Regions from separate parts of the Homo sapiens genome. Here regions 1 and 3 are each linked to region 2. Evidence: chromatin contacts called from ENCODE Hi-C or POLR2A ChIA-PET data. All regions are on one chromosome and are shown on one strand. The core of a region is the stretch at or near the end of the contact, and the rest is flanking DNA. Distances in the headings are between cores, read along the strand shown.

Region 1 (3,799 bases), core at 1,288-3,787, 240 kb after region 2:
TTCTACTTATTTAAGAAAACCCCCTAGTTTTTTAAAGACACTATTTATTAGCATTTTTGATACTTGCAGCCACATGTCTTCACTAATATATTTGTCCAAAGTCATGTTCACAATAAGTGAGAGAGGTTGGTTTTAAATTTAGGCTTCTTAATATCTAAAACTTGTGATTTTACTAAATAATGTAAAGAACCATGGGCAAGGAATACAACTGGATACTTCTGTATAGAGAACCCACTCATTAAGTCTTTAATGACCCTCAGATATGCTTTGTACAGAGAAGGCGGCATAAATGGCTGATTGGTAAGCCAGCTTCCCCATGTCCAAGGCTGCATGGTTCCTTGACTAAGAGCCCAGGATTACCCTACATTATCAGCATCTCCTCAGGCAGGGAATGAGATGCTTCTGGCCTGGTGTAATGAGCTGATGAAATATACAAACTGTCTCCTGCTTCTTGTCAAATGATTTCCAACCTTTCTATAGCAAGGTGTCCTTTTGTTTTTTATTAACTTTGCAAAGTACAACATGTTTTGAAAGATTTTTGTCTAAAAAACTACACTTAACATAAATATTGAATCACTTTCCCCTCTACATTTAATCAAATGCACATATAGCCTCTAATCATAGTTTCCGATCTCCGTGTCCAGGGTTAGCTCCCTGAGTTGGTTCTAATTTCAGTAAAAAATAAGAATACTTTGGTTCACATGTGTATCCTCAATGTCTGTTAGTATTTTAAGGATAATAGTAATGTCCCATAGATTCCTGGGTTGTCTTTGAAGCCTCCTGTGAGTCTGGGGACTCTGCTGGGGACCCAGGCTGGGCATACCTGCTCTAGAGTTTGATGGTCCATATTCCAGGAAGCTGGGTGGTTGTCCCACAAGAAAAGGTTATAGAAGAGGCTTCTAGGCAGAAGACAGGGTTGATTCTGCTGTGGATTCCTCTTAGTGCCCCATGTTACTTTTTAGCGAGGCTGACCCCATGATAGGCTGATCTTTGTTGTGCCAGGCCTATTTGGCTCCTCATGCTCACACCTCCCACTTGGACTCAAGCCAGGCCTGGACCCTGAAAACCCAATCATGGAGCATTTTATGAGCCCCATCTGCAAAGGTAAGTGGGATCTAGAATTGGTCGTGCTTAGGTATCCAACCTGCCCACTTTGTGCCCTGTGGATTGCTCTGTAGCTTTCCCCTCCTGCCCTTCTTATGCTTATCATGTTCATGATGGTTGAGTTCTGTTGGAAAAACACTCACTGAGCTCCTGCCATGATCCAGCATAGCACTAGATGCCAGTCTATAAAGATGAGTAAGTTCCCATGTTTATCATCGAACTTCTGCCTTGATTTCTGGTTGGTAATCAGGTTTTCCTCATTTAAAACTTAATGTAGAAGGATTTATGAGACATGACATAGTTCATGCCAGCCTCCCCCTACCTTCCACTTGAGTTAGACCCCTCTTGTTCTACCCCCCACTGCTGATGGGATCCTGATACAGCCCAGGTAGATTATCTACCATCTCAACATTGTAGATCCTGCCTTTCTGCAGGATGGGGCCCTGTTGCCACATCCTTCCCACCAGATCGAGTTCCTATGTTTCCCTCTCCTATGTGACTGTCTCTCCCATTAAACTATGCACTTCTAGAGGGCAGGGGTATCCCAGCACCATGCTCAGAGCACAGTGAGTAGTAGGTACTGGTAACTATTTGTTGAATGATGAATGGTGAGTGCTGCATGCAGAGGGGAGATGAGAAGCTAGGACCCTGAGAAGTCTGGAAATGGTGTAGGTTGGCCACTGTAGATGACCGTGATGTCACCTGGGGTGGTGATATGGGATGAAGGGAAGACTGTGGACCAGATACCACTGTCATCATCAGACTATCATGAGAGTGAGTACTAATCAGGTGGTGGTTAGGGAAAGCAGCGGCGGGGTGGAGGTCCGTGTAGTTGGAGGACCTGAGACTCAAGAGGGAGAGAAGCTTTGACATAGGCAGCTGGGACTGGTGCTGGGGGCCAGCATGCTGAGAGCAACTCTGAGGAACATGGAAGGACAGATTGAGAACAGGCTGACTCCACATGAGAGGACTGCAAAGGAATCAGGTTACCAGGGAAGAGCTGATTCTTAGTTAGGGCCAGGACATGGTGGGGAGTCTCAGGAGGAGGTTGGGGGTATATGGTATCAGTGAATCACATGGCGAAGGTTGTATGGATGGGCGCCTTAGCTAGATGAGACCCCAGGATGGGTCTCATGCATTCTCCTCCTCCACTGAGTCTCCGCTTGCCTCATGTGAGGGTTGATGGCTTTGGCTTTACTCCAACTTCCTGCATCTTCTCTGACTGTGTCCTGATTTTGACCATGAGCCTTGTTCTTGACAACTGCCTTGTCTCTGGTCCTGGACTCCTACCAGCCCTCCCTCCTCTGAGGAAACCAGACCTGAGCAGGCAGCTCCTGCAGCTTTTCACCTCGACTTATCTCCCCAGCCAGAACTTTTGCTTAATTTGCTTACTGACATTTCACACTGATGTGCGGGGACTCATCAATTGAGTTCCAAGCATATGCATGACTCACATGCATTTGAAGAGTATGTGGAGGAGGGAGGGAAAAAATGAGAGAGAGAGGATTTTAGTCATATAAGTCATCAAAGAGCCTACCAGGCTTGCTTTGGTTTTGTTTGTTTTAGAAAATGACTGGAGGCCATAATGTTTGAACTTTTTTATTGTGAAGTCTGCTGAGAATTCAAGCAGGGCCAACCCCAGATACTTCTCTTTCTTCAGTTCCTGAGACAGAAAGAATGAGTCTGAATCTTATTAAGCAGATCCGCAGGACTTGGATTGAAAGAAATATGAAAACACAATTTTGTGTTCAAGCCTGGGAAGGAAAAATAACTTCAGAGTGAGCCAGACATATTTTGGAATTCTTTCAGCATCTACACAGCAAGACCTACACAGCATAAGATTGTGAAAGTTTGTGTGTGTGTGTGTGTGTGTGTGTGTGTGAGAGAGAGAGAGAGAGAGAGAGAGAAAGAGAGAGAGAGAGAGTATGTGGTCATCTTCTGGCTGGCAAATTGGTTCCAAAATTTGTACAAGGAGACAATTTCTTTGCTACCAAACTGACTGGTAAAAACATATCACATAGCCTTTAAAGATGGAACTTACTTGTTATGAAATTGACACATTTGCTCACCCCTGATTCCTACCAGGAAAGTGCTTTCTCCCACTAGCAACTGAATCCTACTTGTTCTCAGTGTGTGGCCAGGATCTGCCCTGTTTCCTCCAGCTCACAGAGCATTCCCTCTCTCTTCAGAAACCCCACAGCCCTTATCGTCTCTGTCACTTAGTCAAACACAGGTTGCTATAGCAAAGTACTGTAAATTGGGTGGCTTATAAACAACAGAAACTTATTTCTCACAATTCTGGGGACTGGAAGTCTCAAATCAGGGTGACAGCATCATCAGGTTATGGTGAGGGTCTTCTTCCAGGTTGTAGATGGCTTGCTTCTCTCTGTGTCTTCGCATGGCAGAAAGAGGGTGAGAGGATTCTATCATCACCTGGAGGGTAAAGATTTCAACATATAAATTATAATAAACAGTCTATTTTCAGGTTGCTTCTGGCTTCCTCAAGCCTGACTTTCCTCATAGCTGTGATTTTCTTCATATTGCTTTCCCTTAAACACAAGTCAGGTCTGTCCTTTAATGTTCTATAATGTGGTTTATAAAACACTATTGAAGACTTGTGGAATGAGAAAGGAATGACAATGCAGATGAGTATTACCAGATACAGTTGCTCCTAGCATCCTCAGCTCTTGCCTGT
Region 2 (3,751 bases), core at 542-3,041:
ATAAAACCCTTTCTTGAGGTCATACAGAGCCAAGATTAAAATATTAACAAAAAATAAAATTCTAGAGCCCCTCCAAGCATCTGAATGGACCCCTTCTTGGCCAGGGCACTCCAAAGTTAACCTGAAAAACTGGTTCAGGCCATGACGGGAAGGGGTGTCAGACATGTCTCGTTATACCCTACTCTCTTTAGGAATTCAGGAAACGTGGCCAGCATTTAACATCAACACAGACCTTAAGTCTGATAAGAAACATTTACATTCTATTCTCTCTGAAGCCTGCTACCTGGAGGCTTCATCTGCGTGATAAAACCTTGGTTTCCACAACTTCTTATTGTAACCGAGACATTTCTTTCTAGAGATAGTAACTCTTTCAACCAATTGACAAATCAGACAAATTTTAAATCTACCTACAACTGGAAGCAGACCTCCCCACTTTCCCTTTTCTGGACTGAAACAATGTATGTCTTAAATGTATTTAATTGAAGTCTCACGTCTCCCTAAAATGTATACATCTAGGTGACGCCCCAATCACCTTGGGGTCATGTTCTCAGGATCTCCTGAAGGTTATGTCATGGGCCATTAGTGACTCATATTTGGCTCAGAATAAATCTCTTTAAATATTTTAGAGTCTGACTCTTTTTGTCAACAAAAATCACATCTCTGTCTGACATTGTCGTGATTTGGGTTCTTTCAAAAGCAGATCCTGAGACAAGGGTTTGAGTGCAAGTGGGACTTTGGAGGTGTATTTATCTTTTTAAAAAATTTTTTTTTGTGCCTCTCAGCTCTGAATGGACCCTTTATTAATTTATGCTCTGGGACTAACGAAGGCGTGCCTTTGAGCCCGTCTCCTTTAAGTGCGCGCGATGCTAGGCTTCCTCAGTAGAGGGCGCCGGAGGACACCGCAGCTGGAGGAGGGTTTCCGCCGGTTGTGCGGGGACCGCGGCTCAGTAGTGTGGGTGGACGAGGACAGCGGGTGGAACTGGTCCTTCTGTGACTTTGCAGCCCCGGCTTGGTGATAATTTTTGTGCAGGCTTCTTGACATGGAAAGCAGAGCTCCCCAGCACAGAGTGAGCCTCCGAAGGGCTCCTGCCCTTACCGGTGCCCTACCCTCCCTTTCCCTGCTTGCTACACTTGGGTCCGGGACTCAGCCTCCCTTTGCAAGCTTCTGCTCGGCCTGTGTGCAGCTGCACTTAGCTGGCAGGGTCAGGCGTTGAGTAGCCGCTCCGCTCCTTCTGCAGCCTCCTGCAGCCCCCGCCAGCTCCCGGGCTCCATCCCTCACCATCAGTTGCTGATTGGCGCCCCCTGCGTGCACAACGGAGGCTGGCTGCACCTGGAGGTTCCCAGCAATTCCAGGCCGGCTCCAGCCTAGCCAAAGCAGCTAACTTCTCTGCTGTCTCGTGGGCTGAACCTCACCGTTTCCCAAGAGGTCTGAATCCTTCTCAAGTTCGTCTTTTCCTAAGTTCTCCCTCGTAGCTCTAGGTTGCTTTGTAGAGTTTCCTTATATCTATACTCTTCATTGTAGTTAATGACTCTGTGTTACACTTGTCCTGTTGAACTTACTGTGTAGTTTCTGTCTCTTGACTGGATCAAGGCTCTCACAGGAGTCAATCCCAGAAAAATGATGAGACAGTAGGGAAGAGAGAAAAGCCAATAAACAGCATGTTAATGAGTAGGTCCCACCTGGGGCTCAGTCGCACTGGTGTCCCTCTGAGAGTATGGGCACCACACACTTTGGCATTGCCCCAGCAAGGCAAGGGGCAAGCAAGGGAGCTGGGTGTTTATCTCCCAGGCATTGCTTGAGGCTTGCTCTTGGGAATGGTAGCTCCCTGGAACTTCTGTCCAGCCTGCATATCTGGACTGTGCAGGGGATACTTCTATGGCCAGAAAAAGCCCTTGGGCAGAGAGAAGCAGGTTCTTGATGCTGAGATGTCTGCGTGCTTGGGAGTTGACCACTGCAGCTGCAGGTGACCTCTGGGGTGGGCCAAGGGGATGTAGGTGGGCAGTGATACATCTGCTACAGACATGTTGCAGGATGCAGGGCAGCAGAAGGAAACTGATCAGCTGGCTGCCAATGAATGGCCCAGACTGATTCAAGGGTAAATTTGCTGGAAGAAGTCCGTTGCAGAAGATCAGATGCTTTCCTGACTGGTGTAATTTAATTGTATGGTCAGTGTTTGCTATGGATAATTGGATTTTTCTTTGACCTTCACAATCTTGCTGGCTCTCTGTCCACACTGAAAGACACTTTTCTAACTCTCTCAAATGCAATAAGACTAACCTTGGCTTCCATCAGGAACTCATGGGCTTGCCATTTCCAGGAGGTGCCGATGGCTGTGGTATCCAACCAGCAAACGGCAGTGGTGTTTGTATTTTCCATTTTGCCCTTTACAAGAACATTTCAGCTGAAGCAAAAGGCTTTTTCCTTTACCCTGGGTTTTTTAATAGAAATCTTGGTGGCATTAAGCACTTTTAATTCTGAGCACTAGCCTGTAAAGTTCAAAGCTCTGTTCTGCTCTTGAACACAGCGGATACCAAGGCGAGAGATTCTAATCACAAGGAATACCAGAAAAAAAAAAATAAGCAGGAGACAAGTTTATTACGAAGGGTTGTGAACAGTATTTGTGATTAATGTGGAATGAAAAAGGTTATTTCTACATTAAAATCATTCACATTTGCAATAATTTAAACAATTTATCTGGTTTCCCCAAGTGGGGATGTGTTCTTTCCACATATAACATGCTCAGTGAAGGAAGAACAAGGAAGGTTACGCTGCCCTGAAACATATCTGGGAGAGCTTTTCGGCTCTGGGAGGATCACCAAGTTATGTTGTTAAGTGACAAAAACAATATCCGGAAGAGTGTCAAACAGCTAATTATTGTGTAAGAAGGAAAAAAAGAAGACTACATTAGTCACATTTACTTATATTTATATGAAAAGCTAATAAAAGTAGCTAGGTATACGTAAGGCAGTCAGAAACAAGACTTTTCAATTATAACTTTTATATCATTTTAATTTAAAAGTTACGCTAATATATTTCCTGTTCAAGAAACAAATAACAACATGCCCAGTGGAAAGCATCATCATTGTAATAATGTCCTAAGATCATTTTTTATGACCTTTGAAGGTAACTTAGGATAGGAAAATGCATTCCATAAAATTCAGCTGCCTGCACATAGTGAATCCTTTGCAAACCCTCGGAATAGGCTGAGGGTTTTTATATGACCATGGAATTTTTTTTTTTTTTTTTGCATCTTTGCTGCTATTCGCCATCCAGGCAGCAGGGGGAGGTGTTTCTCTGTTTTTCTTTGCGCCGCCCACGCCTTCTCCCCAACTTCATATGCAAAACTGACCAAGAATTCTCTAATTCAAATCTATGCACGAAAGGCACCACATTTTCTAGATTCATGTTGTTACTCTCTCATATCCCAAATCTGGGAGACTTGGAGCTTCCAGCAGGCTGCTAATGATTTTTCAAAAGGGGCCGATTGTTGGATTTGCTGGTGTAAAGTTTGTCCTCCCTCTTCTCTGTGCCCCTCCTTGTCACTCCACTCAGCCTTTATACATCACTTGCCATAATCGAGTCATAGAAAACGAAACTTACATTATGGAAATTCACAGCCTTTTTTTTTTTTCCACTTTGTAGATGAGACTCAGGATTTAGAAGGCAAAACAAACAAACAACCAAACAAATAAAAAAGGGATTTATTTTGGACCTTCATAAATGGTGCCAAAGTAAAAACAAACAAACAAA
Region 3 (3,796 bases), core at 1,294-3,793, 130 kb after region 2:
CCCTAAAGCTCCACCCTTTAGCATAGAGGTTAATTTTGTGTTTGTAAAATGGATAGCAGATTGTTTTTCCTTTCCATAGAAACAGCATAAGTGGGAAACATTTGAGCTCTTCAAATGGGACTTACGTCTTATCAGGAATACATAAAATATATAGGTTCTGTGGAATGGCTTCAGGAGACTGTCAGGCTGTATCCCACACCATGTCAATGCAATGTGAATTTTTCTAGCTAGAGTGTCCATAACTTTCACCAGATTCCAAAGGAAACTTGAATCCAAAAACAAAGATTGGAACCAATGTCTTAGAATGGTGAAGGACAAAAGGAGAATCAACAGAAGTGCCTTGCACCAAATGACAGAGGAATAAACACTCTTGACACATTTCATTGTATTGATTCTGAGGTCTAGAATTTTTAACATCACAAATTGGAGTGAATCTTGTAACTGATATAATCCTAGATCAGATGAAGTATAGTAATCCTTTGTAGATTTTGTTGACTTTATTTTATAATTCTGCACTTCTTAGTAAGAAAGCCTAGTTGTCACAAATGAGACATCAAAATACTGTCAAAAGAGCTTTGGCTTCGGAGCCAGGGGACTTAGAATTCCTGGCCCTGCCGCTTTTGAGCTGAGTGAGCTTTAGTAAATGATTTCCTCTTTCCAGGCCTTTCTTTCCACATCTACAGACTATGAAGGTGTAATCAGCTGGTGCCTCAGAGTGCCTTTAAGGGCACCTGGGTGGGAAGGGAGTGACAGGTGGGTGAGATTTCATAGCTCCCCCAACCTTCTTCAACCTGGAGCAGTTCTGTGTTACCTGTTTTACAAAGCAGACTTGTTTCTAAGGTTGTTTTTTGTTTTGTTTTGTTTTGTTTTTGAAGAATGATTTCTGTTACTAGGGAAACAGAAAAATTAAAAGACCATCCAACTGGCATTTCCAGTTGTGGGTCTAAAGAGTTTTATGAATGTGTTCCTGGATTTTTGTACCTTCCTTTTAATGATACCAATTGACTTACCGTTTGAGAGATCTACAGTAGAGTGATAAGAAGCACAGATGTTGGGTAAGATAGACCTACCTGGACAGTTATCTTTGCTGTGTGACATTGGGCATATAATTATAACAATGGGAATAATTTTGGTACCTCTTTCAAAAGATTGTTTTGAGACACCAAGAAGATAGTTCATGGAGAAGGTTCATACAATGCCTAACAAATACGGATCCTCAGTGATCACCAACTGGTGGTAGTATTTCTGTCTCTTGGGTCTAAATGAGGGGAAGGATCTTTATTCCTCCTCACCAGAGTATCTACATTGGAATTCAAACCCCCTAATTCCATCACATAGAAAATCTTTCAGATCCTTGGACCCATAATCAACCCTTAAGAGACATTTGCTGCTGCAGATGACCTTAGCATGCTGGAGAGATCATTATGCATATAGCAAACACTTTCAGACAGGCAGGAGACCTAAGATAAAGGCAGAATGAGGTTTAATTTAAGAAATGTTCATTGTGGCCTTAATGAGAGCACACAGGTGTTAAGATGTGGTCTCTGCCATTTAGGAGCTGGCAGACCAACTAGGTACTTAGGTGACCCAGCAGTAAACGATATGCCAGGAGCTCACAGCAGGACTGAGTGACCCCTACTTGCAGGTCTGAGGGTAATTGGAGGAAATGATGTTTAAATCAAACTTTGCGGGAAGAGGAGAATGATCACAGGTGAAACAGTGAAAGGGAGGAGGCCATCTTAGTCAGGGAAAGGCAAAAACCAGGAGTCCCCTACAAAATAACAATAAATAAAATAAAGGAGTGATTAAGCAAAATCATAGTTAACATTGCTTCTTAACTGCTAGGTACTTATAAAACACTTTATACGCATTATTACTTGTAGTTCATGTAGTCCTTAACCAACTCTGCAAGATAAATTTTATTATTATATTATCCCCATTCTACAGATGAGGAAAAGGAAGCACAGAGAATGAAGTATCTTGCCCAAAACCGAACTGGGGCCAGTTTATGGATAGAGAGGAGCACTATGCCTCCCACCAGTCAGGGAAAGAATGCTGGTTCTTCCTAATAGGTTAGAGTTACTTGACTGCAGAAGTATCAACATTTTAGGCTGGATAATTCTTTGTTCTGCAGGGCTATTCTGTGCATTATGGGACTGTTAGCAGCATCACTGGCCTCTACCCACGAGACGCCAGTAACACTTCCTTCCCTGTTTGTGACAAACAAACACGTTTCCAGACATTTCTTAATGTCCCTGGGGTTGGGGGCAGAGTGACCCCAGCTGGGAACCACCATTGCAGGCAGGCTTATGCTAGGCACTGGCTTGTTGCTCTGCATGAGCAGAGCTGAAGCCAGGAGAAATTCTCTCTGCTGTGCACAAAATTGTCTCCAGCAAACTTTCGGCTTTAAAGTTGTTCATTTCAGCAGCTGGGGTCTTGATTTTCCCAAGGTGACTCATACAGATACAGTCTGTGGGAGTCAGTCGGTTATCTGTTCTGACAAGGCCCCTTGTGTGTTTGAAGGAGGTGTGGCCTCCAAACCATCAAAGCATGCCGGGTGCACAATTACATCTCCGCATTGTGCTTGCCAGGGCATGACAATTGGAACACTGTGATCCAAGGCTTGTTTTGTTCTGACCAGCATCAGAAGTTCAGAACGTTAGCTTGAGTAGCAAAATTGATTATATATTCTATTTGCTACAAGCCTACCAGCTAGTGCATCGATTCACCCTTTCATTTTCAGAGTCCACCTCTACAGACAACACTTATGTAACATTCTGAAAGGCGTTTTCCATGGTGATTAAGCTTTGCAGAGTAGGTTTGAGTGGTTTATCTGCATTACCAGTATCTCTTTCTTGGGACTTTGGAAGAGACACCCTGGGTAGGCCCAGCAGGTGGAGTTTTTGGGGTTGGGGCTGGACTACAGGAGAAGGAGAAAGCAGGGAGGAACAGTGTGGAAGGAAAAAACTGAAACTCAGAGGAACAGGGTAAAGATTTTTCTCCGTAAAAGTACCAAAAGCAGGCCGGGCGCGGTGGCTCATGCCTGTAGTCCCAGCACTTTGGGAGGCTGAGGCGGGTAGATCATGAGGTCAGGAGATGGAGACCATCCTGGTCCACATGGTGAAACCCCGCCTCTACTAAAAATACAAAAATAAGCTGGGCATGGTGGCATATGCTTGTAGTCCCAGCTACTCAGGAGGCTGAGGCAGGAGAATCATTTGAACCCAGGAGGTGGAGGTTGCAGTGAGCCAAGAACACGTCACTGCACTCTAGCCTGGGTGACAGAGCAAGACTCTGTCTCAAAGAAAAAAAAAGTTCCAAAAGCAGATCCTAAAACCAGAGACTGAGCCACACTCTTGGATAGGGGAAATGAGAGCATGGGGAAGGAATCAGAGGTGGTTGAGCAGAAGAGTCACTGCCTGTAGAGACATTTGTTAGACAAACATTTAATGAGCACTAGCTATGAGCCAGACACGGGGCTGTGCAGCCTCAGAACAAATCCATGCAACAGTTTCTACCATTCTGGAAATGGAGGTAGAGAGCGGTTGAGTTACCTGTTCAAAGTCATTTGGCTGGAATGTAGATGGGCCAAGGTAAGGATTCAGGCCTGTCTGACCCCAGAACTCAGGATTTGAACCACTGAGGTATGTACCACTCTGAACAGGGCACACCTCGGGGTGGAGTCTGGGAGATCTGACCCAATTTAAGGGATAAGGAACAAGGAGGAACATAATATTATTTCAACCATCCTCCCAGGGGCAGAGGCAGGGGAGAAGGAAAAGAGGTCCCTGTGTAC

Evidence for each region. Hi-C counts contacts between places; a loop is a spot of excess contacts on that map. ChIA-PET counts read pairs that join two places held with the same protein, here RNA polymerase II (POLR2A). Pooled maps may share reads with other maps.
Region 1: a loop to region 2 is called in a map of PC-9, with 4 times the contacts of the local background. The contact joins the enhancer-like site here to the promoter of LINC01182 in region 2. A Hi-C loop is called at or near these places in 7 of 168 maps with a recorded cell type or tissue (Calu3, IMR-90, MCF 10A and 4 more) and 9 of 50 pooled maps. POLR2A ChIA-PET finds 5 or more read pairs at or near these places in 2 of 52 experiments (AG04449 and PC-9).
Region 3: a map of dorsolateral prefrontal cortex shows a loop between it and region 2 (8-fold over the local background). The contact joins the enhancer-like site here to the promoter of LINC01182 in region 2. A Hi-C loop is called at or near these places in 3 of 168 maps with a recorded cell type or tissue (GM12878, Panc1 and dorsolateral prefrontal cortex), 1 of 37 single-sample maps with no recorded cell type and 5 of 50 pooled maps.

The regions. Positions count from the first base shown.
Region 1 is chr4:13,889,659-13,893,457 of GRCh38, forward strand. All of the region lies in intron 3 of LINC01182 (long intergenic non-protein coding RNA 1182), which reads left to right. The region is part of intron 3 of LOC107986182 (a long non-coding RNA gene); the gene reads left to right. Among named protein-coding and RNA genes, the nearest start is that of LINC01085, 220 kb to the right of the region's middle. RefSeq lists an enhancer at 2,139-3,338. Within about 2 kb of position 2,538, at least 5 of the 41 ENCODE cell types and tissues checked have a DNase peak (open chromatin) inside an H3K27ac peak, as active enhancers do; they include IMR-90, PC-3, PC-9 and 1 more, where a contact is called at or near this core.
Region 2 is chr4:13,653,388-13,657,138 of GRCh38, forward strand. It overlaps LINC01182 (long intergenic non-protein coding RNA 1182), which reads left to right and starts at 1,792. Exons shown (of 4, transcript NR_121681.1): 1 at 1,792-1,964. RefSeq lists an enhancer at 1,317-1,366.
Region 3 is chr4:13,781,713-13,785,508 of GRCh38, forward strand. The region is part of intron 2 of LINC01182 (long intergenic non-protein coding RNA 1182); the gene reads left to right. All of the region lies in intron 4 of LOC101929048 (a long non-coding RNA gene), which reads right to left. Among named protein-coding and RNA genes, the nearest start is that of LINC01182, 130 kb to the left of the region's middle. Within about 2 kb of position 2,544, at least 2 of the 41 ENCODE cell types and tissues checked have a DNase peak (open chromatin) inside an H3K27ac peak, as active enhancers do; they include dorsolateral prefrontal cortex, where a contact is called at or near this core.